Linked DNA regions of Mus musculus: region 1 is linked to region 2. Evidence: chromatin contacts called from ENCODE Hi-C data. All regions are on one chromosome and are shown on one strand. The core of a region is the stretch at or near the end of the contact, and the rest is flanking DNA. Distances in the headings are between cores, read along the strand shown.

Region 1 (6,008 bases), core at 116-2,615, 210 kb after region 2:
TTGCCCACCTGTGTCTGATGTAACAGTGACTAACCTCCCGGAAACTGCTAGGGAAAAACACCTTGGAATTTATTATCTTAACAAGGTTTTCGAATGCTATCAGGCAGCCTCTGGGAGCCACAGCTGAGATTCCTCCACACTGCCCTAACTGCCTGCTTACCGCTTCCACTAATGCTTCTGAAAAGTACCTTAATTTGTTAATTTGTTCTGTTACTCTAAGAACTTATCAAACTGTTATCATGTTGGAACACTGAGTTTGCAGAAACCTGAATCTGTCCTGGGGCCATGGTCACTCGTATTTGGCTTCAAAATAATTTATTCTCTTTGAGATGCAGTTGTGTTTTGTTTTGTTTTTTTGCAAAGACAAAACTCAGAACAAAATCAACCACAGAAGTGAGCGCAGAATGTTGGGGAAACCACAAGAAAGTCAAGTAAACACTAAAGAGGAACTCCAATTTCCAAGGAAAAGGGGCTATTGCATCTCGTTCAACACCCTTCTTTCTCAGAAGGGGAAACCGGGGCTAAGGATACATCAAGTAAAACGTAATTCTGTCTTCAATCAAGAAAGGAAATGTAAACAAACTTCCAAAGCACCCAAAATATGACATTCTGAGTGGCTCTGGAGCACAGGACTTTTGTGGTCAAGTTTCAGAGCCATCAAAGCCCTACTAACAAAACAAACACACTGGCAGTCTCCGAGCGTGGTGAGAATCTATAGTTTAGAAAGTAGCCCTGGAGATTCGGAGACCTGGTAAGTCCCTGTTATCAGGCGTTCACGGAGTTTTACAATTACAAAGCAGAACGCATAAGGTCTGGCTCTCACACCCCACAACCTAAACTAGTCCGCGATCCGGCGGTGGATCCTTCCACGAAGGCCGCCGGCCTCGCCCAACTCCAAAGGGCTCTCTCTCCCTGGCCGGTCCGGCTGGGATGGGGCTCGGGGCCCGGATTCCAGGAGGCCCCGGGATCCACACTCCCACTCCACAGATTTCTGAGGTCTTGCTTCAGAGCCTCAAGCCCTTCGGAGGGAAGGTTGGAGAGGGTTCGGGAGCCACGCCTTCCACAAAGCTCGCGCTGCCACCTGTGGCTGTGTCCCGGCAGAGCTCGGCGCGGCGGGCCGGAGGACAGCAGGGCAGCTGTCCAAGAAATGCCAACTCCCCCGGTGCACGCACCTCGGACAGACCGCTGCGGTCCTCGGTGTCCTGGCCGCTCAGAACTTTCTTCAGCTTGTCCATGTCAGGGTCCCGACCGCCGCCTTTGGCGTTCGCTCCGCCTACCACTCTTCGGGGTGCGCAGCCGCCGCCCCTCCGCCCGCTGCCAACCACGGCGCGCCCCGCCCAGGCACCTGCCCACCTGCCCGCCCGGCATGCCCCGCGCCAGCCACGCCCCCTGAACGAGCTCCTTGGGGTCACCCGGGGCGGGGCCGAGAGAGTCGGGGTGAAGTCGGCCAGGCGATACCTAACCCGGAAGCTGGCTGCGCGCCCGGGCTTCACGGATTCGTTCCAGCGCCCAGCACCACCATGTGCCAGGGCCTGGAACAACGCAGGCCTTTCGCAAACTTACCCATGGATGCTGAAGTTAATCCGCTGGTGGTTGTACACCGCAGATCTATAAAAATATATATTTCCCACGTTAAGTAGAACAAATCAGTGTGCAACAGGCTGGAGCAGTACAACCCTGTGTATTCTTAAAAGCAGCAATTCCTACGTCATCCCTAGGGGAAATGGCTCGGGAGATATGACTTGGGCAACACCTGAACAGATGGCAAGTGGTGAGAAGAATCAATATTTTCGTGTTTGGTAAATGCTTTACTTCAATCAGTCTGCAGCACTACTGAGGCTATGAAGCAGAATCCATATGAAGTCATGGGCTCTTCCAGACAGGACAGAAATTTGCTCACCTTGCACACTGGTGGCCAGAGATATCTGGAACACCTATGTTAAGATTAAACTAGTTCAGAAAAGGCACTGAGACCAAGGTGTAGCTCAGTGAGAGAATGCTTGCCTAGCATATGCAAGGCTTTGGGTTCAGTTTCCACCACTGTCCCTGCTTCCCAAAAAAGGGAAAGGAGACCACAGAGGAACTTCAGAAACACCCCCTAGGTCACTTTACCTCCCACATATTTTCATGTGAGGTCTCCAGCGTCCTTCTTCACTTGTATAAAAACATAAAAACATAAGACCAGCTGCTGCTGCCTCTGCAGGGACTCCTCTTACCTGCCACATTTTCCAGTGAGTCCTTACACCTCTCTGTAAGACGTCAAACATCAGAGCACAGTGCAAAGGCTGTGTCCTGAAAGATCCACTCTAGCTCTGTCATTTGCCACTTAGGAGGCCTTGAGCTAGAAGCTCCTTAGCCTTTCTGGTCCCCAGCTGATTTCCTCTGTAGAGTGAGCACAATGGCTTCCAAACGTGACTGTGGAAAGCAAGCATGACTGTATAGACAGGTCTGGAGCAGAGGGGAATTTAAATAGCATTTAGTAGAAGCTGTCCTTGTTCTCTCCTAGCCTGATGGCTTTTCCAGCCACCTGTGGTGAGGTGATAGAACTGGCCCCCACAGGCTCATGTGTAAACACTTGGCCCATAGGGAATGGTACTACTAGGAGGTGTGGTCTTGTTGGAGTAGTTGTGGCCTTGTTAGAGGAAGTGTGTCACTGTGGGGGAAGGTCTCCTATGCTTTGACGGCTCCTATGCTCAAGCTCTGCCTACTGTGGTACATAGTCTCCTGCTGTCTTTAGATCAAGATGTAGAACTCTCGGGTTGGAGAGATGACTCAGTGGTTAAGAGACACTCAGATCAGTAGTGTTCATAACAGAGCACACAAAGGTTGAGGGATATTGGATCATGTGACATTGTTCTTAAATGTCTCTACATGGAGGTTTAGGCAGAACTCACAAGATTCATGATACTGATGCTAAAGCACAGAACACCAGCATCTCTGGATTACAAAAAGCACCTCTGTCAAAATTGCAGTTCCAAAAGGCATAAACTTTCAACTCCATTATTATTATTATTATTATTACTATTATTATTTAGCAATTTAATTTATTAGCATGTGTTAAATATTAGCTATACTTCTTACCTTTATCTTCCATATGAATATGAATGAATGTTAGGAATTTTTAAAAATATTTTTATTAGGTATTTTCCTCATTTACATTTCCAATGCTATCCCAAAAGTCCCCCATACCCTCCCCCCCCCCACTCCCCTACCCACCCACTCCCACTTTTTGGCCCTGGCGTTCCCCTGTACTGGGACATATAAAGTTTGCAAGTCCAATGGGCCTCTCTTTCCATTGATGGCCATCTAGGCCATCTTTTGATACATATGCAGCTAGAGTCAAGAGCTCCAGGGTACTGGTTAGTTCATAATGTTGTTCCACCTATATGTTAGGAATTTTTAAAAGATTTATTTATTTATTTTATGTATGTGAGTGCTCTGTCTGAATGTACACCTGCACACCAGCAGAGGGCACCAGATCTCACTATAGATGGTTGCTAGGAATTGAACTCAGGACCTCTGGAAGAGCCGTGCTTTTAACTGCTGAGCCATCTCTCCACCCAGGAAATTTCTTCTTCTTCTTCTTCTTCTTCTTCTTCTTCTTCTTCTTCTTCTTCTTCTTCTTCTTCTTCTTCTTCTTCTTCTTCTTCTTTTTCTTTTTTTTTCTTCTTTTTCTTTTTTTTTCTTCTTTTTCTTTTTTGGTTTTTCGAGGCAGGGTTGCTCTGTATAGCCCTGGCTGTCCTGGAACTCACTCTGTAGACCAGGCTGGCCTCGAACTCAGAAATCTGCCTGCCTCTGCCTCCCAAATGCTGGGATTAAAGGCGTGTGCCACCACTGTCGGGCAAGAAACTTCTTAAAATGAAAAAAAAATATATTTTGAAATGGAATTCATCATTATGGTAATATATTCTAAATTTGTACTGATCACATTTATCTATCTCTGATATTTTGCCAATTTTTGATCAAATAAAAGCTTTATGTGTGTTTATTGATTTTGGAGGATGAAACATAATTCAATGACTATATAGCTAGCTACCTTTTTAATTTTTAAATACTTAAAGCTGATATATGGCCTTCGAGGTCCTGAAATATCTTAGAGCTATGACTCATGCATGATAAGTGACCCAGGCAGAGGACACCAAGTTATCCCAGAGGAAATACAAACCTGTTCAAGATATTAAAAATACAGGAGAACTTTGTTTCAAAACAAGGAAAACAAGCATCCTGCCAGTGTGTTCATGCACAGTTTTTGTATGCAAGAATTGATGAAGGACCCACATCCGATAACAACCCTGTGGCCAACCAGCCAGCCACTAACAAGGTTCTAAATGCAGGAGTGCAGCCTGCAGCAGGAGGGAGAAGTGTCTTTCAGGCCACAGGATTGACATACACAGTTCTTACTCCAGAAAAGCCTTTCGGCCGCTGTCATCTTTCCCTCTCCTACCCTCAGGCAGCCTCTTGGTCCCTTACCGCTCCTCTCATGTCCTCAGTTACTTGTGCTTTTTTTTTTACACGATATGCTCGACACTATCGGCACAAATGTAGAACTAAGCTCATAGGATCCCTGGGTGGAATTTCTGAGACCAAGCCGCCCCTCTGCTAGAGAGAGGAGGAAGCATTTAGAGCTGATCACAGAGGCTGCGTTAAGGGCCGTATGTGAGCGTTTACACCAGAGTCCATTTGCCCCTTGTACCGTTGTTCAGATAGTCCCCTAAGATTCAGACATGGGACAAAGATGCCTCATTCCATCACCCTGTGGTGCTCATATCTCTCTCCCTGTGGTCTTTCCAATGAGTTTCCTCTAAACTCTTTCAGAAGAAAGCCTCCTTTGTGCCCAGCTGCCTATAACCTCAGGTGTCCCCTAAGATTCTAGGAGAATCCTGCATAGCTGTCTTAAAGCTAACCTTCTACCCACAGTGTTTCCACAACTGCTGATTCATTCTTTATTGTTCTCTTGAAAAACATTAGCAAGCTGTGTGCTGGGAAGGGAATATGCACTTCCTGCTATCAAAGTAGATAAAGTTACAATGGCGGTCTGTGATGAGATTTTTTTTTTTTTCCACTTCGGGGGAAATCAGGAAAGAACAGAACAGTATCAACATGAAACACAGAGATAATACACAGCACATAACAATTTCTATAATGAATGTATTGGCGTACACACTTCTTGGGAAGAGTCTTTTGATCTCTGATGATTTTCTAACATGACGCTAGAGGAAGTGGCTCCTTTCCAAGACCAAATATTGGTATTCTTCCTCAATTCTGTGTTCTTAGTGCTATCATGGGGAGTTTTGTATGAATTACATATACAAAAGTCAAAATATCAGTTATCCTAGTTAAAAACTGTATATAAAATAAAAATTTCTAAAAGCCAGTTTTTATGAATCCACAGATATAAGCAATCTTTCTCTGCCTCTGTTTATTCTTTTTCTCAATGCTAGGCTATCAGTTCTCTCTCTCTCTCTCTCTCTCTCTCTCTCTCTCTCTCTCTCTCTTTTTAAACATTCCCTTTTAGAAAGCATATTGTCTTCAATAAGGCATTCTACACTGTTGCTTTATCATTTATAAAAAACTTTTAAAGAATAAAGTAGTGTCTGGGGTCAAAGGAACATGAGTTCAAATGTAGGTTCCTGCACTTGTGTGCACGTTATGTGGCCACAGGCAGGTTACTTGATCCTTCTCAGATTTAGTGTCTACCACAAGGGAATGAGAACACATATCCTTACAGTTTCAGGAGGAGAAAGGGAGACAGATGGTGTCAAATGCTTAATATATCCTTTCAGTAAATGATGCTAAGACATTTGGATATCCATGTAAAAAAGAATGCAGATGGACTCCTCCCTCACTCCACAGCTGGACTCCTCCCTCACTCCACAGCTGGACTCCTCCCCCACACCACAGCTGGACTCCTCCCTCACTCCACAGCTGGACTCCTCCCTCACTCCACAGCTGGACTCTTCCCTCACTCCACAGCTGGACTTCTCCCTCACAACACAGCTGGACTTCTC
Region 2 (6,518 bases), core at 1,068-3,567:
TCCTTCTACGGCAAAGCTTTTATTGCTTCAACATAAGGAAGACCCCAAACCTGGAAAATGGTGCTGCTTAGATAGCCCGCAGCGTGACGTTTCAGCACCTGATGTGGCGTGACAGCACAGCACCTGATTAGTTGCTCACCCATCACCCCATTACTACGCCCCGATATGGGCAGTGACTGGGTGTGGATTTACTCTTGCACTTGCGCATAAGACTTGTTTACTAGTTAGGCGCAGTGGAAGCCAGCGCCATCTTATAATGGCGATTGCTCACGGCACGGCTCTCCACATCTATAAAGGCATTTTCAGAGAGATTTAGCTGAAGAAGGAAGACCTACAATGAGTGTCGGCAGCAGCATCCCATTGGCTGGAATTTCAGTTGAAGAAATAAGAAGATACAAGTGGGGCACCCTCATCCATCCCTCTCAGCTTCCTGACTGAGGACTCAGTGTCACCAATCACCTCCCTCCATTGCTGCCATGCTTTCCCTGTCACGATGGACTCTGTCCCTCTTGACTGTGAGCCAAAATACACTCCTCATTTCTTAAGGTATTTTGGTCCAATCCTTTATCACAGCAAGAAGAAAGAAAACTAATTCAATCTGGAATCCAAGAGGAATGAATGATCCCTAATACACCTCACAATCAACTTCGTGGTTTCTGGGCTGCCAGTTTTAGCCTAATTGGCTCTTAGTGGGAACTTGGAATAGATCATTTGGCATTGCCCAGGGGAAGGGCTTAGAAAGACACATATTAGTGCTGCGTGCAATGTCTTCCTCTGGAGTAACCTTACACTGCAAAACAAGATCAAACACCACTCACCTCTTCACAAATCTAAATATGGTCATGGCTTCTCTGGGGACTAGTTGACTGGAGTGGAGAAGTTTCTAATCATAAATGACTCACGGGCCTCACAGGCTATGTCTAGTTCACCCTACTCACATACTCAGTACATCATTTCTGTTTTATAGGAAATTCTTATGTATGGATTACTTTTCACACAGACTAGTTTTATTTCCTCAGACTAAACACCAGGGCCTTCAGAATGGAGATTAAGTATCACTAATGCAATGTTCCAAATAATGAAGTTTCAAGTCAGATTAAATGACTGGAATTGGCTCTCTAATGCTTAGAACTCGCAGGGAGCTAGGAAACAAGAGAGGCAAGGTAACAGTAAGGACATGCACCCAGGCTTCCAGCTTTGGTACAGAATGAGTCGCAACACTCGTCTGACTGCCTGGCAAGCCTTAGGCAAAGATGTACAAGCTTAAGCTAATAGAACCTTTAACTTCGCTGCCTCAATTTACTCCATTTCAATTTACTGAAACAAATATGATCCAAGTCGAGAAGCACCACAACCAGGACTTCCAGCTCTGACCAAGACACAAAAACCTTCCTCTGAACTCAAGTTGACCTTTTTCTTGAGCCAAAAACACTGAGTGGAAACAAACATTAAAAAACAAAACAAAACAAAACAAAAAACAAACAACCCTGCAGCTTTATGGCTGGAAAGAATCTAAGCTAATCTCACCAATCCTTTTGCTTTACAGATTAGGGAACTGAGGTAAAGACTTCTTATTAGATGAAGTGCCCAGAGTTTTAGTCTAGTAAAGACAGAATCAGTGCTACTTGCCAGGTCTCTGGATTCAAGACTAAAGACTTGAATTAGATCCACAAACTTACACCCCAGCAATACTGCCATGCCAAGGACTCTCCACAATGCCAAACAACACATTTAACAAAATACTGCGTTTCAAATGAAACGGTTTCCTCAGGTCAGAAGAGAATCCCTTTGCCTGTCCCCATCAGTTCTGAAGCACTAGCCGGCTAACACCTATGAATATTTCTTCAGCATGCTCTAGAACACCATCATTTCATCCGGTCCTTCTCTTAATCTGATGAAGTGGGTACCATAGCTACCCACACTTTACTGAAAAGGAATCTCTGATGTCAAAATATAATTGGCCCTTGTTCTTACAGCAAGAGGTCTATGGTAAAAAAAAATACAGATATAGGCCACCTACCTTCCTGACCCAGCACTTAGTCATTATTATGCTGACAAAAGACTAACAAGAATATAATCCAAATTTAACCACAATGAGTAAGACTGAGCTCTGATCTCAATTTACTTTGTCCTCTGGGCTACTCAACATCTAAAATTCCAGTTCTCTAACCTATATCTGTCACCATAGGAGAAGATTCTACAGTCTCCTCCACTAGCTATCCTCTAAAGCCACCAAGCCAAGATTCTGCTGAGGCTGGGAAATCCTAGCATGTTGAAACCTCGGTCACCATGTGCTTCTCTGTGGCACCTGCTTGGGATCCAGGGCACATCAAGTCTCTAGAATGAAATTAGCATTTGCTCTCCTCCCACGCTCTGTTCTGCTAAATTATGCAAATGAGGGCTTTAGGACGTGTGAACAATCCTAAATGTTCTCTTAGGAAAGGGGAGGGAGGAACACAAACCACAAATCAGGCCTGTGTAGGCCTCAGGATTAAACATACAAAGGAAATGGTATATGTGTATTCCTTGGTTTAAAGCATGTTGGTTTATTTTTGTCTGTTATGGGTAGGATTATAAAAATGCTGTGTGTGTCTAATGGTACTAGGAGCCCCTTTTGTATCCAGTAATATAACAGCCCTTCTGAGGATCTCTGGTTCTGCCTTATGTCTCAGAAAAAGCAAGACCCCCTGTGGCCAGGAAATTAGTCTATATTTTCCAATAATCTCCCGTGTGTATTAACATGTTTGTATATTAACACATACCTGTGTGTTAAAATGCATGTGTTAATATACATCAACTCTCTATGATCCGAGATCTGTTAGTCTCTAATTAAAAGATGATGTTTCTACTGCTGAGATCAACTTCTTTCGAGAACAGGGGAAGAAAGGCTCTAGAAGGAGGGATACAAAAGGGGACCCAGGGAGTGCTTTGGTAATGATTCTGTGTTGTCTGTGATGTTCTCCAGTGTAGGCTGAAGAACTTGGGATAAGCAGAAGCAGATAGAGTGATAGAGCAAGAGGAAAAATGGGTGTGCAGTCTAAGTGGCATGGTTCTTCCCATAACCAGCCCCATAGAGCCTCATGCCAGCCCTGTGAGGAAGGTCCTTTAAGGGCTGCCTGGAATGATCTTGCAGGATGTGCCAGCTGAGGGAGCCAACAAGAGAGTCAAATCAAACCCACATTCAGTTTGCCAAGCTACAGTCGCACAGGCCAAAAGTATTGAGTTTCCAGCTCATACAAAAGTGTTATGTGAGCTGAAGTCTGCATATCATTGTCTCATTTACTGACAGAAAACTAAGACTGTAGATAGTGAGCCATTGGCCCAGGGTCACTGCAGTGCATTTTTTAGCAACAAATGAAAATCTATCTGCTCCCCATTTTGTTCCTTCTGCAAGATCGTCTTCATGTTTGATGAAATGGGAGAAAAAGACCATCAAGGAAACTCAAATCCAATGCATTGAACATCACCGGAAGTGCCTAGTGAAGTGTCTCTGAAATAAACAGAAAGTTCTGGAACAACACTAATTACAAGAAAGCACAATGACAGGCAGACACATACATTCCCCTTTATAGTCATAGAGTAACATTAATCAGCCATGTAACAGTGAAAGATCTTGTCTTCAGCAAAGACTGGAAAAAGAGCTTGTGACTGACAGCCCTAACAGTCAGGTGAAGAACTGAAAATCAAGCAGCACACAGTGGAGTCAAATGAGTTGTTTATGTTAAAGAGGAACGGGGAAACTCCACAGAGACACCCTGGGACTTGAACTTGGCCTTTAGAGTTTTAAATATATGTATATGTATGTGTGTGTGTATATATATATCTGTAGCATTTCTTTAAGAAGTTGTAAAACCCAGAGAAGTAAAACTTGAGCGTAGGCTCTGAGAGCCATCACTGTGCTGAGCAGTACCCTGAGCCATGAGCTGGGGAGAGATGACTGTGCCTCACCTTGGTCTGTGCTGGGCTTTCCAGCTGAAAAGACCCAGGCCACTACACCCCCTCCCTGGCCTGCTACCACCCCCAGCCAAATCTCTCTGCTGCTGAAGGTGTCATGTACATGACAAACAGAAAGGAAAATAGCTAGTAAAAATGCAGTAAGACTTAACAGATTGGGCTTTCCAGGCACTGGGGCACTCTGTCTTTTGTTGTTTGTGTGTTCTGTTGTTCGTTTGTGATCAGGGTATTTCTGTGTAGCCCTGAGCGTCCTGCAACTCATCCTGTAGACCAGGAAGGCCTCAGAGATCCACCTGCCTCTGCCTTCAGGGTGCTAGGATTAAAGGTGTGCTCACTATGCTGGCTTCAGCAGTACACCAAATTGGTCTGGGAGCAAGTGGGTGGAAAATGCCAGCTCTTCCTCTGAAGTGACTTAGACATAGCAGTGGTGCTGTGGTAAGGAGCTGGGGCCAGTTCTCTGCTGGGTACATTTGAGAAAGTGATTTCTGGTGGAGTTACTGTCTGGGTGATAATAACCAGATGGCACACCCAAAGTCAACAATGGGGCTCACGGGGACTGTAGCAAGCCTTGGGATGACCTCTCTTATCCTGCTCTATGTGAAAGGGAGAATGAGAATCGAGCATGCTACAATGCATACTCATTCTGTCCTTCTGGAACCATGTTCAGGAGGGATTTGCTCACCCTGCTTAAAAGACAGTAAATGGAGGCCCAGGCCACTCCTACTCCACTGAGATCACAAGAACCCTAAGGAACAAAGCCAGAAGTTTAACCCAACTTTTAAAGTTGATGTTCATTCCATTTAATGAGACAGCTTAGTGAGTTGATAAAGAACACAGAGACAGGGATCTGGCTGCTAGGATTTGAGGCCTGGTCTTGTTGGCTAGGAGACTCTGAGAAGCTTTTTAAACAAATCCTTACCTTCAATTCTTTAAATGTCATGTACAATAAAATAGTTAGGATCGTGTGTGTTGCTCAAGAGACCCACATAGTTGTGCCTGACATATAGAAAGTGTTATATAAGAACAATGTTAGAACCTCTGGTGGAATCACCATGCCTGAACTACAGAGCAATTGTGATAAAAACTACATGGTACTGGTATAGCGACAGACAAGTAGACCAATGGAATAGAATTGAAGACCCAGAAATAAACCCACACACCTATGGTCACTGGATCTTTGACAAGGGAGCTAAAACCATCCAGTGGAAAAAAGACAGCATTTTCAACAAATGGTGCTGGCACAACTGGCTGTTATCATGTAGAAGAATGTGAATTGATCCATTCCTATCTCCTTGTACTAAGGTCAAATCTAAGTGGATCAAGGAACTCCAATAAAACCAGAGACAGTGAAACTTATAGAGGAGAAAGTGGGGAAAAGCCTCGAAGATATGGGCACAGGGGAAAAATTCCTGAATAGAACAACAATGGCTTGTGCTGTAAGATCAAGAATCGACAAATGAGACCTCATAAAATTGCAAAGTTTCTATAAGGCAAAAGACACCATCAATAAGCCAAAAAGGCCACCAACAAATTGGGAAAGGATCTTTACCTATCCTAAATCAGATAGGGGACTAATATGCAATATATATAAAGAACTCAAGAAGGTGGACTCCAGAAAATCAAATAACCCCATTAAAAATGGGGCTCAGAGCTAAACAAAGAATTCTCACCTGAGGAATACTGAATGGCAGAGAAGCACCTCCCAAGTGCTGAGATTAAAGGTGTGTGCCACCACGCCTGGCTAAAAGAAGATTTAAAAAAAAAAATCTGAAAACTGAGAAAGAAGGGAATAGGAAGGTTTGGGGCTGGAGAGATGATCAGTCAGTGATGTACTGGCCATGCAAGCATGAGAACCACAGTTGGAGCCTCATCACCCAAAATGTCCTGGATGGTTTTTATTGTCAACTTGATGCAATTTAGAGTCATCTGGAAAGAATAATTTTGTTGAATAATTGTCTCAATCAAACTGACCTGTAGGGGTGTTTATGAGGTGTTTTCTCAATTGCTAATAGTTATAGCACATATATATGCACAGCCCACCATGGGTGGTATCAAACCCTAGGCAGGCGATGCTAGGCTGTATAAGAAAGGTACCTGAGCATAAGACTAAGCAGTGCTTTTCCATGGTTCCTGCTTCAGGTCTATGACCTGGATGTAGAAGCCAAAATAAAAACTTTTCTGTCCTAAATTCCTTTTGGTCAGGTTTTTGTCACAGCAACAGAAAGGAAACTGGAATAGTATTTTTAAAAAATGAACAAACAAACAAACAAAACCAGGATGTGGTAGCATGCACCATTAATCCCAACACTGGGAAGGCAGAGGCAGGAAGATCACCAGGGCTGATTGACTCATCAGGCTAACTGAGTCAGAGATATTGAGGAAAACACTCAACATCACCTCTGGCCTCCACACATTCAAGTACACACATGCGCATACACACTGAACATGTACACACACATACACACTAAGAAAGAAAGAGGTAAAAGGAACCTCACTAGAAAACTCATTCACATCTTTAAGCCATGTCTAGAGTCCTGAACTTTACCTATATGGATGTCACTACA

What was found. Hi-C counts contacts between places; a loop is a spot of excess contacts on that map.
Region 1: a loop to region 2 is called in a map of T-helper 17 cell, with 3 times the contacts of the local background. The contact joins the promoter of Sft2d2 here to the enhancer-like site in region 2. A Hi-C loop is called at or near these places in 1 of 37 maps with a recorded cell type or tissue (T-helper 17 cell).

The regions. Positions count from the first base shown.
Region 1 is chr1:165,193,068-165,199,075 of GRCm38, forward strand. It overlaps Sft2d2 (SFT2 domain containing 2), which reads right to left and starts at 1,366. Exons shown (of 8, transcript NM_145512.4): 1 at 1,173-1,366. The coding sequence starts at 1,235.
Region 2 is chr1:164,986,025-164,992,542 of GRCm38, forward strand. No RefSeq gene overlaps it. Among named protein-coding and RNA genes, the nearest start is that of 1700029M03Rik, 28 kb to the left of the region's middle. Within about 2 kb of position 2,318, at least 1 of the 3 ENCODE cell types and tissues checked has a DNase peak (open chromatin) inside an H3K27ac peak, as active enhancers do.